2 separate regions of the Mus musculus genome follow, and region 1 is linked to region 2. A link is a loop called in an ENCODE intact Hi-C map of the cell type or tissue named here. Cell type or tissue: left cerebral cortex. All regions are shown on one strand. Links, peaks and the distances in the headings refer to the core of each region. The heading gives the core; the rest is flanking DNA.

Region 1 (8,840 bases), core at 369-8,368, 80 kb before region 2:
TCATTGAAAATCATTGATGTGCAGGCCTTAAATATACTTACCACATGGATACTTGGCCAAATTAACATCCAGGTAGGTAGGCAATTTCCTTCTTTGACGTACCATACTTAGCATATTTGTCTGTATGTTAGTTATTCTGTGGGTGTGGCAAATGTACAAAGTACATGCTTATATCAGTGATTACCTGGTGTTTTCTAGGGGGGTTGCCATATTGTCTTGGTGTTTGCATAAGTAGTAGACAACTCTGAACTTAACACCAGAAACCCTGAGTATGGGACTCAGTCCTGCCAATGTCCTGAGTAATAACCTTGAGCATATCATGCGACTTCTCTGGGCTCCAATCTTTCCCTTTTTAGTGACCACAGTGGTACTACTTTGAGGGCCAAAAGCTTATCTGTAAAACAGATACAGAGCAGTATGGCTGACCTGATGGAAAATGAGGAGTGGAACCAGTCTCCCTATTTATGATGTCTCCAAGCCTTAGTTTATTTCCTGGGTTACAAGCAGCATCTCCACGGTGCTGACTAGTTTTTATGCCAATGTGACACAAGCTAGAGTTATTTGGAAGGATGGTCTCTCAATTGAGAAAATGTCCCCACCAGATTGGCCTGTGGGCAAGCCTGTGGTGCATCGTTTTAATCGATGACAGATGTAGGAGGAAATCAGCTCACTGTGGGTGGTACCATTCCTGGGTAGATGGTTCTGGGTATTATAAGAAAGCAAGCTGAGCGTCATGGAGAACAAGCCATGAACTGGTCTCTGCCTCAGTTCTCTGTTTAGTATTATTGGCATGGCTATAGCATCTAGACCAGTGGTTCTCAACCTTCCTAATGCTGTGACCCTTTAATACAGTTCCTCATGTTGTAGTGACTCCCAATGATGAAATTGTTTCATTGCTACTTCATAGCTGTAATTTTGCTACCAGTGTATATCATAATATAAGTATCTGATATTCAGAAGATATGAAACCTCATTAAAAAGTGTGTGAACAGAAGTGGATGCTCACAGTCATCTATTGGATGGAACATAGGGCCCCAATGAAGGAGCTAGAGAAAGTACCCAAGGAGCTAAAGGGGTCTGCAACCCTATAGGAGGAACAACAATATGAACTAACCAGTACCCCCCAGATCTTGTGTCTCTAGTTGCATAAGTAGCAGAGGATGGCCTAGTCTGCCATCACTGGGAGGAGAGGCCTTTGGTCTTGTGAAGATTATAATCCTCAGTACAGGGGAATGCCAGGGCCAGGAAGTTGGAGTGGGTGGGTGGGGAAGCAGGGCAGGGGGAGGGTATAGGGGACTTTCAGAGAGGAAACTAGGGAAGGGGATAGCATTTGAAATGTAAACAAATACAATATCTAATAAAAAAAGAAAAAGAAAAAAGAATTAATAATAAAAAAAAGTGTGTGACTGTATTTACTGTGGCTGAGGGGCTGTTGGCTACATTTTCTAGATGCTAAGAGCTTTGTTCACTATGAAGGCACATCAGGGTGTGACTCCTCAGTCTGTCCCTTTTAAGTGAGTTAGGAGGGTGGCAGCAGTGACTTTCCACACAGTGTGATTCAAGCTGCCTCTGCTTAACAGTGGTGCAGCCTCAGTGGCAGAGCTAATTCCCCCATTCAGTGTCCTGGAACTTTCAGAGAGCCATGCAGAAAGGGAGATGGTAACATCTTCAGCACCTTGGAATCTGCATTAGAGAGTGTGGGTTAAGCCTGGTGGTAGTGGTGCACGCCTTTAATTTTAGCACTGGCAGGCAGAGGCAGGAACATCTCTCAGTTCAATGCTTGCTTGGTCTACAGAGTGAGTTCCAGGACAGCAAGGGCTACACAGAGAAACCCTGTCTTGTAAAACAAATAAACAAACCAAGGAGGAGGAGGATGAAGAGGAAGAGGAGGAAGAAGGAGAGGAGGAGAAAGAGGAAGAGGAGGGAGAGGAGGAGGAAGAGGAAGAAGGAAAGAACTGAAGTATGAATGTATGAATATCCCCATACAGACTCTAAGGACATGATCCCAAAGGGAGTTTGCCAAAACTGTGCCTTTATACCATGCCTGCTGTGAACCTGGAGAAAACACTCTTTGCGTTTCTCATATTTCAAATGGAAATGCCCATCTATATCTAGTGTGTTTCTTGATGAGATTAATCTGAAGCTATGTACTGATAAAGTTGAAAGCCATTCTGAGAATGGGGATCATGTGATAGATTTGTCACCCTTGCTATCATCACCACAGGCAGACTGAAAGTGAGTCAGCCCCCTACCCTCCTGTTTACCTGGGTGAAGTTGAGTAGACACCAGTGTATGCGTGGAGGGTCGGGGGAAGAGAGATCAATCTCCAGGATGCTGCTGAAGCATGCACACTGGTCCTTGCTATCAGGGAGGCAGAGAGTGAGACTGAATGCTGGCAGAAGACCTCTGTTATTAACTTCAGCTAAGTTTTCCCATCCCTGTTCATTCGGCTTCAAGATATTCTTGTATCCATACAAAGAGAGGACGTGCTCTGCACCCCCAGTGCCTACAAAATAAATCTGTACACTAGGAAATCAGATTACAGCAGATATCAGAAAATGACACGAGACAGAAAAACATGAGAAATCAAGTTTCAGGGTGTAGGTTTTATCAGAGGAAGTCAGAGGTAAGCAATACCCGCTTGTTTCAGAAGGCCCATGCTTGAAATAAAATGAGTGCTTGCTGGGGTGTGTGGTTTCTTGTCGGCTCGCTCCGATGTGTGAGGTACAAGAGGCCACAGGGTGAGTATCAGGATGGAAACGATAATTATTTTTCATAGCAATGTCTTCTCAAGCTTCAAAGAAAGAGGCTTCTCTTCTAGCACATGCGAACATCAATTCGGGATCGCAGGAAGGTAATTTTCACATGCAAATGCATATGAGTTGAAATGAGCAGAGGCGAGGAGCAGACTGTTAAAGAGACACTGTTCCCCCTCTCTTTCAGGAGGAAGCAGTGAGGGCTCAAAAGGTGCAGCTAGTTTTGAAGGAGGAAAGGTGACAACCTGGCGAGTCCCTTTACTCTTGTCCTTTCATGGAGCTTTACAAGAACTGTTTTGTCAGGGATTCGCCTTGACAGAAAACAGAGCGAGTCGGGGGGGCTTTTGGATGTGGAGTCAGATTTGCCTGCTGTCACTTGGCTGTGGGACCTAACGAAGTCACAGATTCTGAGAATTTGGCCTTCTTCATTATAAAGGACACTGTCAGGTCAACAAGCGCACACTGTGAAGTCTCCAAGAGTGTGAACCACTGACTACAAACCCGAGATAGGAGGGGGGGGGGCAGCATAGATTCTTGCGCTTTCTAAACTAGTACTCTCGACACAAATTCCTCATCCTGCTATCTCTTTTAAGAACATCCCTTCTAAAATCAGACCAGGACTCTGGGCTCAATGAAAGACACGGAGCTGTGCCACACCGGGACTCCCTCTGCAGAACCTGCTCTTCCAAGCTTAGAATGAGGGGTTTCCCTAATGTGCCTGCAGGACCATGTGCCTAGAGTAATGCTCAGGTATCCTTTCACCTACCTGCCCTGTTTAGAGAACATAGGAAGTCCTGCTCTGTGCGACCCCCCTCCCCCCTTACACTCCCGGCCCCTGCTCCTGGTCCAACTCCAGAACTGTTGTTGTTGTGTGTGTGTGTTTCAGGACAGCGCTGCTTTATCTGAGGATCTCATCTACCTGGAGGAACACATTTCACAAGGCTCCACAGGAGGGCGCTGCCTGTGTTCTGCTGACTTTCTGGAAGTTGTGAGGTTAGACCCAGTTATCCACTGGACAGGGACAGGAAGTAATGGCAAGAAAAAAAGGAATACCACATCATAAGTGTGTGAAGATTAGGTGTGCATATAACAAAGGCATTCCTGCTGTTTTTCCCTCCCCTGCACTTGGAATTAAGATCATCCCTCAGTTTCTCTCAGCTCAGTAATTCTCTGGGGCTAAGAAGAAGGATCAAGTTGTCTTAGCATCTTACCTTTGGCCCCTTGAAAGCCTTTCTTTGAGAGGAAGCAACTTTCTTCAAAGGATTGGCTTATTGTCTTGTTTGAATTGATGCAGAAAGGGGTTTAAACGCTCACTTTAACAAGACATCACAGTCATTTTGGAAAGGGCTGTTGAGAAATACAGCCTTGCAACATTCGTTACGTCTTATGCTTGTGGTTAGCTTAGAATTACCCAAGAGGGCTTCACTCCGATACTGGGAATTTGGGGTCAGAAATGGAATGAGATCAAGTGTTCTCCCCTTCCCTTCCAGCCCACAGTCTCTCAGTGTTTTTTTGCCCTCACAATATGTGACCATTAAGAAGAACCACAAATGCCAGGGTTTTAGCATCAGAGGAAGCAAGCAAGTCCAGGCAATTTTTCTTTTAGTCTGTGTAAATAAACAATTGGTTTCTTTTCTGTCTAGTCATCACCCCCTGCTGCTGCCCACAAAAATACTCTTCTCAGTGTCAGCTAAGCCCGAGTGTAGACATGTTGCTACTTGGCCAGGCTGCTTGAATGTGGGTCCCAAGGAATCAGATGACCTTAGCTTGCCCTCACAGGAAGTGCTGAGGTTAACACGGGGATTTCAGTCACCTCACAGATCTGTCTGTTGGTCAAGGAGCCCTTTAGTGTGCGATGTACAGATAATAGAAGAGCTGGCTCAGTGGTTAGGAGTGTTCACACTGCAAGTCCTAGGACCCAAATTTGGATCTCATCACTCACATAACCATTCTGACAGACCGTCTCACACCTGTAACCCCCAACGTCTTACACCTGTAGCCACGGCACCGAGGGGAGTGGAAACTGCCATCAAGAAAAACCAAAACCAAAACCAGAGGACAAGGACAGCTGACAGCCTTCTCGGGCTTCCATTGGACACACAGTAGCATATGCCTCCCCCCATGTGTATACACACGAACTAAATAAAAACCAAATAAAATAAATAAAGATGATAGAATCCTGGCTGAACATACCTCTGGCTTCAGCTGAGTTGCTCCTAACAGCTTGGCAGATGTGTAACCAGAATGAAGGTTCTACCTAACTAACCTGTATTTCTGTTTGTAAAACAGAACAAGTTCACGTAGATACAAAAAGTCCCTCAAGTAGCTCTTTCAGTGTCTTTTCTGTTAAGGCCATGATGGCAGAGGGAAAGACAGAGCAGGTAAGTGTCTCCTAACCTTCTAATAGGTGTTGCTCATTTAAGGAAAAATGATATAAATGATTCTGAAAGGTAGTGAAAATGCATAACTAAGGTTCTCAGGACCCAAGGAATGGCATACAACTGAATTTCCTGGAATTTTGTTTTGCAACATTTACCTCTTATTAGGAGTTAAAGAAGCCAGTAATTTGGAAATGCAAAGGGACGTGGATAGAAAGAGCCCCAGGAAGAGCTTCCTTTCTGTAGTTCACAGGGAACTTTTGTACAGCAACTGACCTGCTCTGCCAAAATATCATGGCATCACCTATAGCTTCACTATTAAGCACACCAGCCAAAGTTGGGAATTAAGTCTCATCCTTGTAAAGCTGTAATGGGATAACCCAACAGCCCCGTCTGGTACAGCAAGGAGGAAAAGGTAGGACTTTTACACCTGCTGGTAATGGCTCCCCAGCTCACTGCTGTGCCAGTAGAAACCATGGAGGGAGATGAAGCTCCACCTCCATCCAGGAGTAGTAAGGAATCCTCTCTTCCTTGAATGTTACAAAGATCAAGGGGAGAACTGGTATTTCTATGCCTTTCTGCAAGTTATAAGAACCAACTCTGTCCTTGCCAGAGAGGTTTGAATGAAGGCTAGCAAAAGCATACGATTAAAATAAAACATCGTCTCAAAACCGAACACAAAATGCATTCAGGGGAATAACACGTGTCATTCAGTAAACTAGAACTACTTCAACCCAAATGAAAAATGCAATCAATGCCAACATCAAGGTGGCAGAGACATAAAGAGCTTCTCACGAAGATTATTTAGTATAGGCAATCTTACTGAGTGGGGACAGATATGTTCATAATGAATGCAGGCAAAACCTTGACAAATAAAGAACACACAGAAGCCCAGATTGAAAGATGCATCTTGGGAAACTGAAGAACCTGATGGGAGCACCAGTGGGTAGAGTGCGCCGAGCAATGGTGGGGGTGGGGAGAAATAAGGGCAATTGAAGAAAGAATAAGTGAAATTATCCAATTAGTATAATAACAAAAAAATATCTAAGACCTATGGGAGTCTGAAAAATATCAATTGTCTGTGTTCTAGAAGCCCAGGAAAGGGGAGACAAAGAGGGAAAACTTGGAAGAGTATTTTGGCTGGACAGTGGTGGTACAAATTTGTAATCACAAGCAGATGCAGATGGATCTCTGAGTTTGAGGCCAGCCTGGTCTACAGAGTGAGTCCCAGAACAGCAAGTGCTACACAGAGAAACTATTTTGTGAAAAAACAAAAACAAAGAAGAAAAAGTATTCTTAGAAAAATGGCTGAATACCCTGAATTTGGCAAGAGACATAATTTTATAGATCCGAAACCTGAGAAAAAAACATTTCAAAGTATATGACACACACCCTCAAAAAAATACCAAGATGTGATAATTAGCCTTCTAAAAACTGAAAGGAAAAAAGATATGGAAATTGCAAGAAAGAAGCCATACATTTTACAGGGGAAGAACATTAAAATGGCTAAGGCTATCATCAGAAACAACAGAAGTGCTAAGAATGGGGAAAAATCAACTCATCAATGTGGGATTCTATACTTTGCCAAAACAATCTTTCAGGAATGTACTCAACACATTTTAAGAACAAGAAAATAAACCAAATTTATCCTTAGCCAACCTACTCTCACGAAATGGCTAAAATAAATTCTCTAAGCAGAATGGAAATTAAAAAAAAAGTCTTGAAATACTAGGAAAGAAGATAAAATGCCATGGGGAACTATGGGTACATATTGTAAACTTTCTTTCTCTTGAAGTTTATAAATCATGTTTGTTACTTAAAACAAGCTATTGCATTGTCTGAAAAATTTCTAAAAGTATGAAGAAAAAAATCTTTAAAAATAAATTAAAAACAGTCATCTTAGTTAGAGTTTCTATTACTATGGTAAGATACCATGACCAAAGGAAAGTTGGTGAGGAAAATGTTTATTTCATCTTACAACCCTTAGGTCACACTCTGTCACTAATGGGAGTCATGGTGCAGGAACTCAAGCAGGGCAGGAACCTGGAGGCAGTGCTAGTGCCAAGGCCGTAGAAGGGTGCTGCTTACTGGCTTGCTCCTTGTGGCTTGCACAGCTTGCTTTTTTATACAGCGCAGAACCACCAGCCTAGGGGTGACACTGCCCACAGTGGGCAGGCCCTCCCACATCAGTTAATTAAAAAAAATGCTCTACAGACTTGCCTGCAAGGCATCCAATAGGGGCATTTTCTTGTTTGAGGTCCTCTCTTTGCAGAATGCCCTAGTCACAACACAGATACGCAGACTTTAAAGGGAAGTGAGTTTTATAGGTTTGATTATAATTGATAAAACAACTGAATTAAGCTATACTATCTATATCTATCATTCATATATATATATATATATATATATATGTATATATATATATATACACACACACAAAACACCTACAGAAAACACTAAAAAGCTATTAAAGTATATATATATATACACACACAACACCTACAGAAAACACTAAAAAGCTATTAAAGTATATATATATATTGAACCCACAATGGCTAAACAAAATTTGAATTTCAAAAAATGTTTGAGTAATTCATTTGTGATAGTGTTATGTCAACTTGAGTCATCTGAGAAGACAGAATTAAGCAAATGTTTCCATAAGATTGGGCTGTAAGCAAGCGTGTAGGGCATTTTCTTTTTAGTAGTTGATGAGTGAGGGGCCAGTCAGTTGTGGGTGATGTCATCCCTGGGCTGGTGCTTGTGAGTTCTATAAGAAAGCAGGCTGTATAAGCCATAATGAGCAAGCTAGTAAGCAGCATCCCTCCATGGCCTCTGTATCAGTTCCTGCTTCCAGGTTCCTATCCTCAAGTTCCTTCCTTCACTGTTTTTGATGATGAACTGTTATATGGAAATATGAAGGAGATAAATCCTTTTCTCGGGCGTGGTGGAACACGCCTGTAATCCCAGCACTCGGGAGGCAGAGGCAGGCAGATTTCTGAGTTTGAGGCCAGCCTGGTCTACAGAGTGAGTTCCAGGGCAGGCAGGGCTATATAGAGAAACCCTGTCTCCAAAAACAAAAACAAACAAACAAAGAACAAACAAACAAAAAAGAATTAATGTGCCGGGCGTGGTGCCACATGCCTTTAATCCCAGCACTTGGGAGGCAGAGGTAGGCTGATCTCTGAGTTTGAGGCCAGCCTGGTCTACAGAGTGAGTTCCAGGACAGCCAAGGCTACACAGAGAAACCCTGTCTCGGAAAAAAAAATCCTTTTCTCTCCAAACTGCTATGATGCTTTAATAAACACACCATACCAATTCATTGAGGGAAAGGAGAGAAAAATCAAGAGGGCTAATGAACAGAATATAAACACACCCACACACAGGTATATTTCAGCTACAATGTATCAAAAATCATGTTAAATGCAGATTATGTAAACATTTAAACTAAAAGAAGTTGACAGTATGAATTTTGAAATAAAGTTCCGAACTGTATGATGTTTATAAGGAATTCACTACCAAAATAATTCATGGATATTTTAAAAGTAAAAAGTTGACAAAAAGAAAATAATATAAATACTTTTAAGGAAGAAGAACTGGCTGTATAAATATTGGATAAAAAAAGACAACAAAGCAAGAAAATTACCAGAGGTAGAGAGGAGTATATAGTAGTTTGAATAAGCATGGCCCCCACTAACTCATATATTTG
Region 2 (8,840 bases), core at 189-8,188:
TTTTAAGAAGCCGTTCAAGGGGGCCTGTGCCAGGGAGCAGGGAGCAGGGAGGAGCGAGGAGCAGGGAGCAGGGAGCTGCCTAACCCATGCATGCACGTCTTTCATCTGTCATCACAGTTATTCTACTTCTTGTGAAAATAAGAACTAACAAACTTTTAGCTCCCAGCTTTTCCCTTGTCTTTAAAAATATTAGTTAGAAAAAGAAACATCTAATCGTAAAACCCACATCTTTCCCACATCAGTGTCTTGATGGGACGATGGGAAGTTTAAGTGATCCCAGCATTATTATCTATGAAGTAAAAAATAACACCATTCATTCATATTTAAATGAAGACCCATTTGGTCCTAGCAGCTTTCATGAAAGTAGAAGGTATAATTTTATATTATTTTGATAATATGGGTGCAGATAAAAGAATGTAGCTCATTAGTCCCCATCTTGCCTATTCTGTTGTTCCTTATAGCCTGATCCTCCTTACCAGCCTACAGTATTCCTGATGATTATTAGAAGTTCAATGCCTTAATGTGGCCAAATCTGTCATAAGGAATGGTAAGTGAAAGGGCTGTGGCAGCAGCTGCACACACTTACTTAATGTTAGAAAATGACATGCAGAATGGAGGGATACATAGCATAATGGCCTGGGCTTCAATAATAGGCTGAGTGTGATTAATACTCTTTCGTAATTACTGCTCCTCAACCTGCTATTATTGGAGAGTTTAGAATGCCACAGTCCTGAGAATATGGCCGTGCTGGTAAAGTAACCCCTCTCTTCTTTGCATTATTGTTATTAAGGCTCATTAATGCATTTCAAGCCTGTGTAACTTTTTGGCAAAAGCAGCCCTGAACAGCAGGGATATAATCAATAGCATTAATACACACAATTTGTAATTTGCCCAACCTAGAATCATATCTTTATAGGGAACGCCTATGGGTTGCATTGTGCTTCCTGAACTGGCGGACAGTGACTAAATGCAGGCATCATTATTGAAAGGAGGGAAGGGCAGAGCTTACCAATAAGGGCGGTGTGTTGACATCCACGTGACTGACAACCTGGAGCTCTCGTCTGACGCTCTGATCTGGAACTTGGGGTCGTTCCAAAACAGCCCTCACACAGTACTGAATACTGCCATACTTCCCAGTAAACGATGTTGCCAAAGGTCTGAAATAAACCAAAGATATTGCTCTATGAGCTTATTTTCAGCTATTCAGAGCCAGGAAAAGCACCCGTTAAAATGTGGGCTAAGGAGGAAAAGAACAATAAGCACAGGGAGGGTCCCACAGATTGGCACACACACTTCAGTGTTGGGGAACACCGGGTGCTCAAATAATGGATGTAAGGCAGGGGGAGGAAATGGAAAACATAGCATCACTTACTCAGACGGAAGCTGAAAGCGAAAGGGAAACTCGTGTTTTCCTGGTTGTAACAAGGTGACACCTTCACCTGAAAAAGACCATACTGCATTTTAACGAAGGCCAGCAGTAAATCACGAGTTCTCACAATCTAAGCCATTTTTAAAAGGTGGTTTTCCTGCCAATACACTCTAAGTACATTAAGCAGACTGAGAGAATTAAATTAGAATTTGTCTTTTACCAAGAAACAACACACACACACACACACACACACACACACACACACACCCCTTTTATCTACAAAATGACCAATTATACAATTATCATAAAGTATTATCTAGGGCCAAAAGTTCGTGTGCGTGTGTAAAATGTACATATGATATATATATATATTGTATTGTAATATATAATATATAAATAAATACAGTATATGTGCATATACAGACACATGTATACACACATACATTAATTTTACTAACATGAGATATCAACATTAAATTGTACCTACAACAAATTGACAAGTTACATGTCTTTAGTTACACTACAATATTCATTCTATGTATTCTTTGAACAGAGGTAGAAAACTTGTTAACAGTGTTAGTAATAGTTATAAACAAAACAGCCAAAGTAGCAAGGGCCAGCTCTTCACCCGTTAGCTCTACTGAGAGTGATGGGGTTTCCCTTCTCCTGTTCCTGATAGCATCCTTCAACTTCATGCACGGATTTGTTACTGAACAATGGCCAAAGTCCAGGAATGGATGGCGTAAGACCAGAAGCACCAGCAGAAGCTATGATGAATCTCCATAGTCAATCTGTTTAATGTGGATTCAGAGTGGAGCCCGTGGCTGCCACTCTGGTCAGTGGCTCCCTATGGCATGTGACAGACTTTCCCTTCAAGATCATAAAAGCTATACATTATGGGTGGAGGTAATCCGATGAGAAAAGATGGCAGACAACTTGATCCGGAATTTGTCTTGCTACCTGAATTTGTTTCTACTTTATGTGGTCAAAACCATTAACAAGATGGGTTTCTTTGGTTGACTTATCAACAACGCAGTATTTCAGTCCTGTGCCTTTAGAGAATAAGAATGCATCACTGACTCAACGAGTCTCCTAAACCTTTCTCTCTACTTTTCACATTAAGGAGAAACAAGGAACTCGGGTCCACTTTGTAAAGAAAGACATCACAGGCTGGTGACCTGAAGGCAACGTGAACAATAACTAGTCAGAAGAACACAGGTTCAGATTACATGGTGTGATGCAGTGTGCATCCCAGAGGCTCCCTACGTGCAGGAGTGGACGGCCACACAAGCCTCAGGAGGGTCTCAGCAGAGCTAGAGGCCTGGAGTCAAGGGACACTTCTGTACCTTATCGCTTCCAAGGGGCTCATTAGGCCCGCAGAGCTGAGATAGAGTGTGATCGCCATGTGACACATGACAAAGTGCACACAAATGTTTAGCAGTGTGGATTTACTGGACTTAAATGGCAAGCTCGGGTGATAATGAGGATGAATACTTCGGTCCTCAAAAGAACAATTGGAGGAAAGGGGAATGGATATCTGCATCAAGTAAAGACTACAGAGTCCTGAAGTCCTGAGACTTCATGGTGGGCCTGGGAGCTGAGGACCAGAATACAGATGAGCGGGTAGAGTTTGGATGAAGGGAACGGGCATGTAGAGTTGCTAGCATACTAAAAAGTGATCAAGAGAGATGAAGAGCCCCTCAAGAAGCAAGCCAACCCAGGCCTTACAGGACTTCAAATGAGAAAACCAATTTGAGGAAACGGACAAACGCTGTAATACCGAGTAAAAAGGTTTCTTTCTCTTTTTAATTTTTATGTTTAATTAGAAACATTCAGAAGATGTAAGGTGTGGCCATTTCTGCTTCTGTTTTATGGCTCTCACTGTTTCCACCTGTCCACTGAGGGCTACAATGTTAAAGGAAGCTGCTTTATCCACCAAAGCCCTTCCAACCAGAGCTTTTCATGAAACCTTTTCATGAGCCCTGGGATCTAGAAACATTGTAGAGGGGACGAGAGGGGCTGTGTAAGGTCACACTCTGGTGGGTGCCTATGAACTGAAGCTAATTCTCTGCTTTGGTCCCTGGGACTTTCTTATATCCTTGGCTATGAGCCTAGCCTTTAATGGCTGAGCCATCTCTTCGGCCGAGGTGTCTAGGTCTTTCTATCACGATCTTTTTTCATAAGGACTTGAAGTGGTTCAGGCACAATGATAGTAAGTGGCTCAATAAGAATAATAATTTTAAAGAATATTCTGGGAAGATTTTTAAAACATAGATCCAACAGTTTAAAATAGATCCTAGGGGTCAACAGTTATTTAAAAAAAAAAAAGATCACCCTAGGTCATTGAATGATAACTAGTTTATGAAGTTAATGACCCTGAGAATCTGTGTCAAGTTGCTAAGTTCTTCCAAGTTGTAAGTATGTGGGGGAAATGTTCCCCCACTCCTTAAATAAAAGCTGACTTTAAGCAAACTATAACCATTGCTAACACATTCTAGGAAAACTGGCAGCTGTCTAGATGTAGCTGTTTCATTAGAACAAAGCAACAAGATCTTACTTGTGAGTCAAAACCTATTTGTTAGCCCAGATGTTACCAAAGCAGCGTTCAGTTCTCATCCTTACAGGCGCAGGGGCCGAATCTTAAACAGAAACCTGGTTACCTCTCGCTGCCACGGCCTTCCCTCCAGTCAGCCACCTTTAACATCCTTGTTGGTTATTAATCACTGGGAGAAAAGACTCCTGGAATCCACAGTGAGGAAAGGACATTAAAGCAGGTAGAGCTCTCACCTGCCACACCCCATTATCCAAAATACAGCTCTCGTTAGGCACATATTTGAGGATTTATCTGGACACCATTGTACTTCTCCACAGGAGGATACGATGCACTAGGTAGTAAGCTTAAGGCATTTGATAGGTCCAAGATGATGAGGCAGACAGATAGAAGTTTACAATAGTTTCCACTGAGAGAAGACTGACTCACGGTTACTAGCATTTTCATGATGAAATGCAATCACATGAACCCAACATACATATGCATGGGCACTTCTGGAAAAGTCAGAAATGGCCCAGATGGCAGGCATTGTCTGCAAAGGCCTTTCTGAATGGGGAGAGGTAAGAGGAAGGGGAGCTACAGCAATGGATGGCTCTTAGTGAGATTCATGTTCCCCAGTGAGGAGACACTTCTCTCGAACTACCCAAGTACCACTTCCCTTTTCCCAAGATTTAGTTTTCTGTAAATCATCATGAACCCGGGAGTGTCTAGGGCCAGGACAGGCAGGAGCAGCAGGCCATCAAACTCTGGGCACCACATAACAGAATGTCACCAATTCCACCTTCCATGCCTCCAGGTGAGGAAGGACCTAGAACCCAGACAGTCAGATGGCGGGTTTCCATGGCAACGATTCTGTAATAGGTTACTAGAAGATCGCAGGAAGCTAAGTTCAAAGGTACACACCAACACAAAAGGGTCTGGCCTCCTCCTAGAAGCCAGGTAGGGGCACAGGCTTGGCCTCCTGCCCTTCCCCCGTGACAGCAGATGACTCCCCTTCCAGAAGCTTCCCTCAGTGCCACCCAGCACCCAGGGACGCGCCCCTTCCCGCCCCCCTCCCTGGGGATCTCCAAGCTCACCAGCTGGGGCCTCCAGCAGACTCAACCGCAGGTTCAAGTATTCCACTTCTGAGGAGGCTGCGGGAGAGCCCCCACCGATGCAGACCCTGGCCCCAGCGCTCGGGCCCCAGGCAGAGGTGGCACGGCCCTGGGCCTCCAGGCGCAGTCCGCGCAGGGCCACCGGCTCTGCCGCCTCCAGCAGCACGTGCCCGGCCACTGTCTCGCCGCTTGAGTAGCAGCCCTTGCTCTCATCTTCGAACACTAGCCCCAAGCTCTTGACACGGCCCCGAGGACCATCGGCTCCCGCCTCGCCTCCCATTCCGCCAGGCGATGCGGCTCTGCCACCAAGATCCGCAGTGGCCCCAGGTCGGGGTAGCCGGCTCCGCGACGCTGCTGTCACGGGCGCCGGCCGCACACCCAGGGCCACTACGGCCACAGCGCCCAGCCGGGTGAAACACCCGCACTGGGGCCCTGTCTCTTTAACACACCCCACTGGGACTGGAAAGGGGCTGACACGGCCCGCCTACAGAGCACTGCCATTGGCCAGTCGCGAAACCTGCTTCTTTCCCATTGGCTGTACATGGCCACTTAGTCATTTCATTGGCGCCCCCACACCAGGCTGAGCAGGACGGTGGTGCGTGATCAGGAGGGCTTCACCAATCGGGAGACACCATAGTGCACGTGCACAGGACCTTTATTGGTGGGAGCAAGGCACAGTCCTGGGCCACAGACCAATAGTGAGGCAGTGCGCCCATGTGGACAGAGGATGGGAAACAATATCTGTTAGGGAGGGGGCGGTTCCCGGCTCACCGGCGCATTGGTGTCAGCGTTGCTATGGTTATAGTGGGGGCGGGCTTTCCAGCTCAGAGAGGCTAGAGTAGTTTGTACTAGAACATGAACTTGTGGCTGCAGCAGGCCCAGTTTAAGATTACTTCTGCAGAGTGCCCAGCAAAAGGTTTCTTGGAAAATGGAACTCAGGAGTCTCGCTTTATGCTGGCTGCCTTGGAACTTTAAAGCAGATATCAGAATCTGCTAACTTTCATGATTCTGAGCCACACCTCTTTGGGTCTCAGACAGAATTCCTGTACTAGCTGAGAGCCAATGTCTTGGAAGAATGCTGTGATTCTTAGTGCTTTTGTCCTGAGAAGTTCTGTTCCTGGTTGCTGAAGTCCAGCCAGACTCCGTCTCTGGTTCTTCTGCCTCTAAATAAGGTCGTGGTTTTAAAACAGCACCTGCCACTTATTGGTGCTGATGCAAACAGAAGGACTCCATTATTGACTGAATAATACTCTATTTGGTCGTTATATACATGCATAAGTTGTAAAGTGTGCAAATATTATGTCTGGAAAAAAAGATCGATACTTGACACACAAGTGCCCCACCCAAAAGGATTTCGTAACCCCGGGATCATAGTCCTAGAACATGCCCAGCTGTCTCCGTGACTTGTTCCCCAAACCCACAGCTCTTCTTGCTGGTTTCTTTTTAATTCACACCGTTCTAGATAGCCTTTTGGTATCTAGAATATTTAAATATGTGTAATTATTTGTCTATCAATTTGTAATCCTTTATTTCCCCTCGTTAAAATTCTAAGTGCGTAAGCTGTTATCAAGGTTTGATAATTGAAAATTGAAACTGAAGGATATTTTCTTTCCAAGGCTCTGAAAGTATAGGTTGTTTTACTGCACTCTTTTGAGTTTAGATGATCAACACGGGCATTTTTATTGTTATCTATCTATTTATTCATTTGTATAATATTTCTATTCTTGAAGAAGTCCATGCATGCATGCAGTATATTTGCTCATATTCTACCCCCATTCCTCCCCTAACTCCTTCCAAACGCATACTTACCTCCATATTCTAACTTCACGTCCTCTTTTCAAAATTGTTGATTTAATTTAAAGTGTGGTTTGCTGTCATAGAGCTCACTGGTGCTCTATCTGTGCTGCTCATACATTTGAGCAGAGGCCATCCACTGCAGCATGGTTGACCTGCCAGGAGTCACACCCTCAAAGAACACTGTAACTTTAGTAAGGCTTTAGGGTGTCCAAAGATTCTTTAACACTTCTCAAAGAAAGTAAAAAGAGCCATAAATCCAGCCCTGGGGGTCCCGAAATACTACCCTTGGGTTCCTGATCACAGTGTCTATAATGGTCCCTGCTTCCTTTCCTTCACAGCACAGCTTGATCTTAAACATGTACTTGCACGGTGTTTATTGCCCCCACTGAGGACAAAGACTTTGCTCTCATGCATTGTTTTTTAACCTTTTGTATCTAACACAGAAGCAAGCAATACTCAATCAATGTGTGTTAACAAACACTGAATGATGGATCACAACCACCGGTTTTGAGACAGATGAATAGTGCTGGACCTCTTACTGATCTTCCACTGGCTCCAGGGAGAGATGTTCTCCTCAAAATTAAGTGTCTAGGAAAGAGGTGAAAGTTCACTGACATGCACAGACTGGCACCAGGACAGAACTGTAGACATGGCATCCCATGCTACCAGAGACCAAGATTTTGGTTTTTTGCTTGTTTGTTTTTTGCTTGTTTGTTTTACTAGGTTTGGAGATCCAACCTAAGATTTTTTGCAAAGCAGGCAAGCTCTCTCTCTCACTAAGCCACATCTCCAACCTTTAGGTTTTAGAGACAGGGTTTACACTAAGTAAATATGGGTAGTTCAGGTGTCCAGACCCCCTCTCTCTCCTAAGTGCTAGCATTTATAAGCACGAGTCATTGTGCCAGCAATGATTGTGCCAGTAATGATTTTAGACTATAGGCACCTGGATGTGTGAGCAAGAGCAGTTTAGCAAATGTAGTTCTTGGGGCTGGTGAGATGACTCAGCAGGTAAAGGCACTTGCCATAAAGCTGGACCATCTGGACTTTGAGGCCCAGGACCTACAGGTGAGAGGGAAAGAACTACTCCTGCGAGCTGTCCTCTGTCCTCCACATGCATAGCATGGCATGAACATGTTCATACATAGACACACACTCTTGCTCTCTCTCTCTCTCACACACATGCATATGTATACACACATATAAAACGTTATGTCAAGTTTAGTGTAATGTATACACACACACATAACACAGAAATACACACATAAAACTTTATGATGTGTGTTTGCATGTGTATGTGCTTATGTGTGTATGTCACTTATATTTCTGTTTAGAAGTGTCAGGACTAATCATTTGCTCTTTTATTGATAAGATTATATTGTTTTGGTGTTCTGCTGTTTGAATTATTTTTTCATTAATTAATTCACTTTCCATCCTGATCATAGGACCACTCCATCCTCTCCTCCATGCCCTACTCTTACAAATTCTTTCCACTATTACCCCCTCCCCTTCTCCTCTTTGGGCCCACCCTACATTGGGACATCAAGTTACAGCAGGACCCTCCTCTCCCACTAAGGCCCAACTGGTCAATCTGGCTAGGGGACAGGGATCAAATATCAGGCAACAGGGTCAGAGACCCCTGCTCCAATAGTTAGAGGACCCACATGAAGACCAAGCTGCACATCTACATCAATGTATAGGGAGTCTAAATCCAGTCCCTGCATGCTCTTTGGTTGGTGGCTCAGTCTCTGTGAATCCCCATGGCCCTGGGTTAGTTGATTCTGTAGGTCTTCTTGTGGTGTTCTTAATCCTTCTTGCTTGTCACTTCTATCTTCCACTCTTCCACAAGACTCCCCTAGCTCTGCCTGATATTTGGTTGTAGGTCTCTGCATCTGTTTCCATAAGCTGCTGGATGAAGCCTCTCAGGAGACAGTTATACAAGGCACCTGTCTGAAAGCATAGCAGAGTAACATTAATGGTGTCAGGGGCTGGCTTTCTCACATGGGATGGTCTCAAGTTGGGTCAGGTATTG

The links. Hi-C counts contacts between places; a loop is a spot of excess contacts. Peaks named below come from ENCODE experiments on the same cell type or tissue, not always from the same donor. Only the 100,000 strongest peaks of a DNase experiment are listed, where the experiment ranks them.
Region 1: it touches region 2 in a loop (2.4-fold over the local background); 2 of 42 quality-filtered maps call a loop at or near these places.

The regions. Positions count from the first base shown.
Region 1 is chr7:68,663,720-68,672,559 of GRCm38, forward strand. No RefSeq gene overlaps it. Among named protein-coding and RNA genes, the nearest start is that of Arrdc4, 81 kb to the right of the region's middle. In left cerebral cortex, for the core only: a CTCF peak has its summit at 3,711 (motif pointing right); DNase peaks (open chromatin) are centred at 2,829 and 3,703.
Region 2 is chr7:68,743,773-68,752,612 of GRCm38, forward strand. Arrdc4 (arrestin domain containing 4) reads right to left here and starts at 5,466. Exons shown (of 8, transcript NM_001042592.2): 1 at 4,997-5,466; 2 at 1,373-1,439; 3 at 1,010-1,157. The coding sequence starts at 5,294. In left cerebral cortex, for the core only: no CTCF peak of the experiment used is centred there; DNase peaks (open chromatin) are centred at 4,500, 4,779 and 5,640; H3K4me3 peaks cover 1,855 bases; H3K27ac peaks cover 690 bases.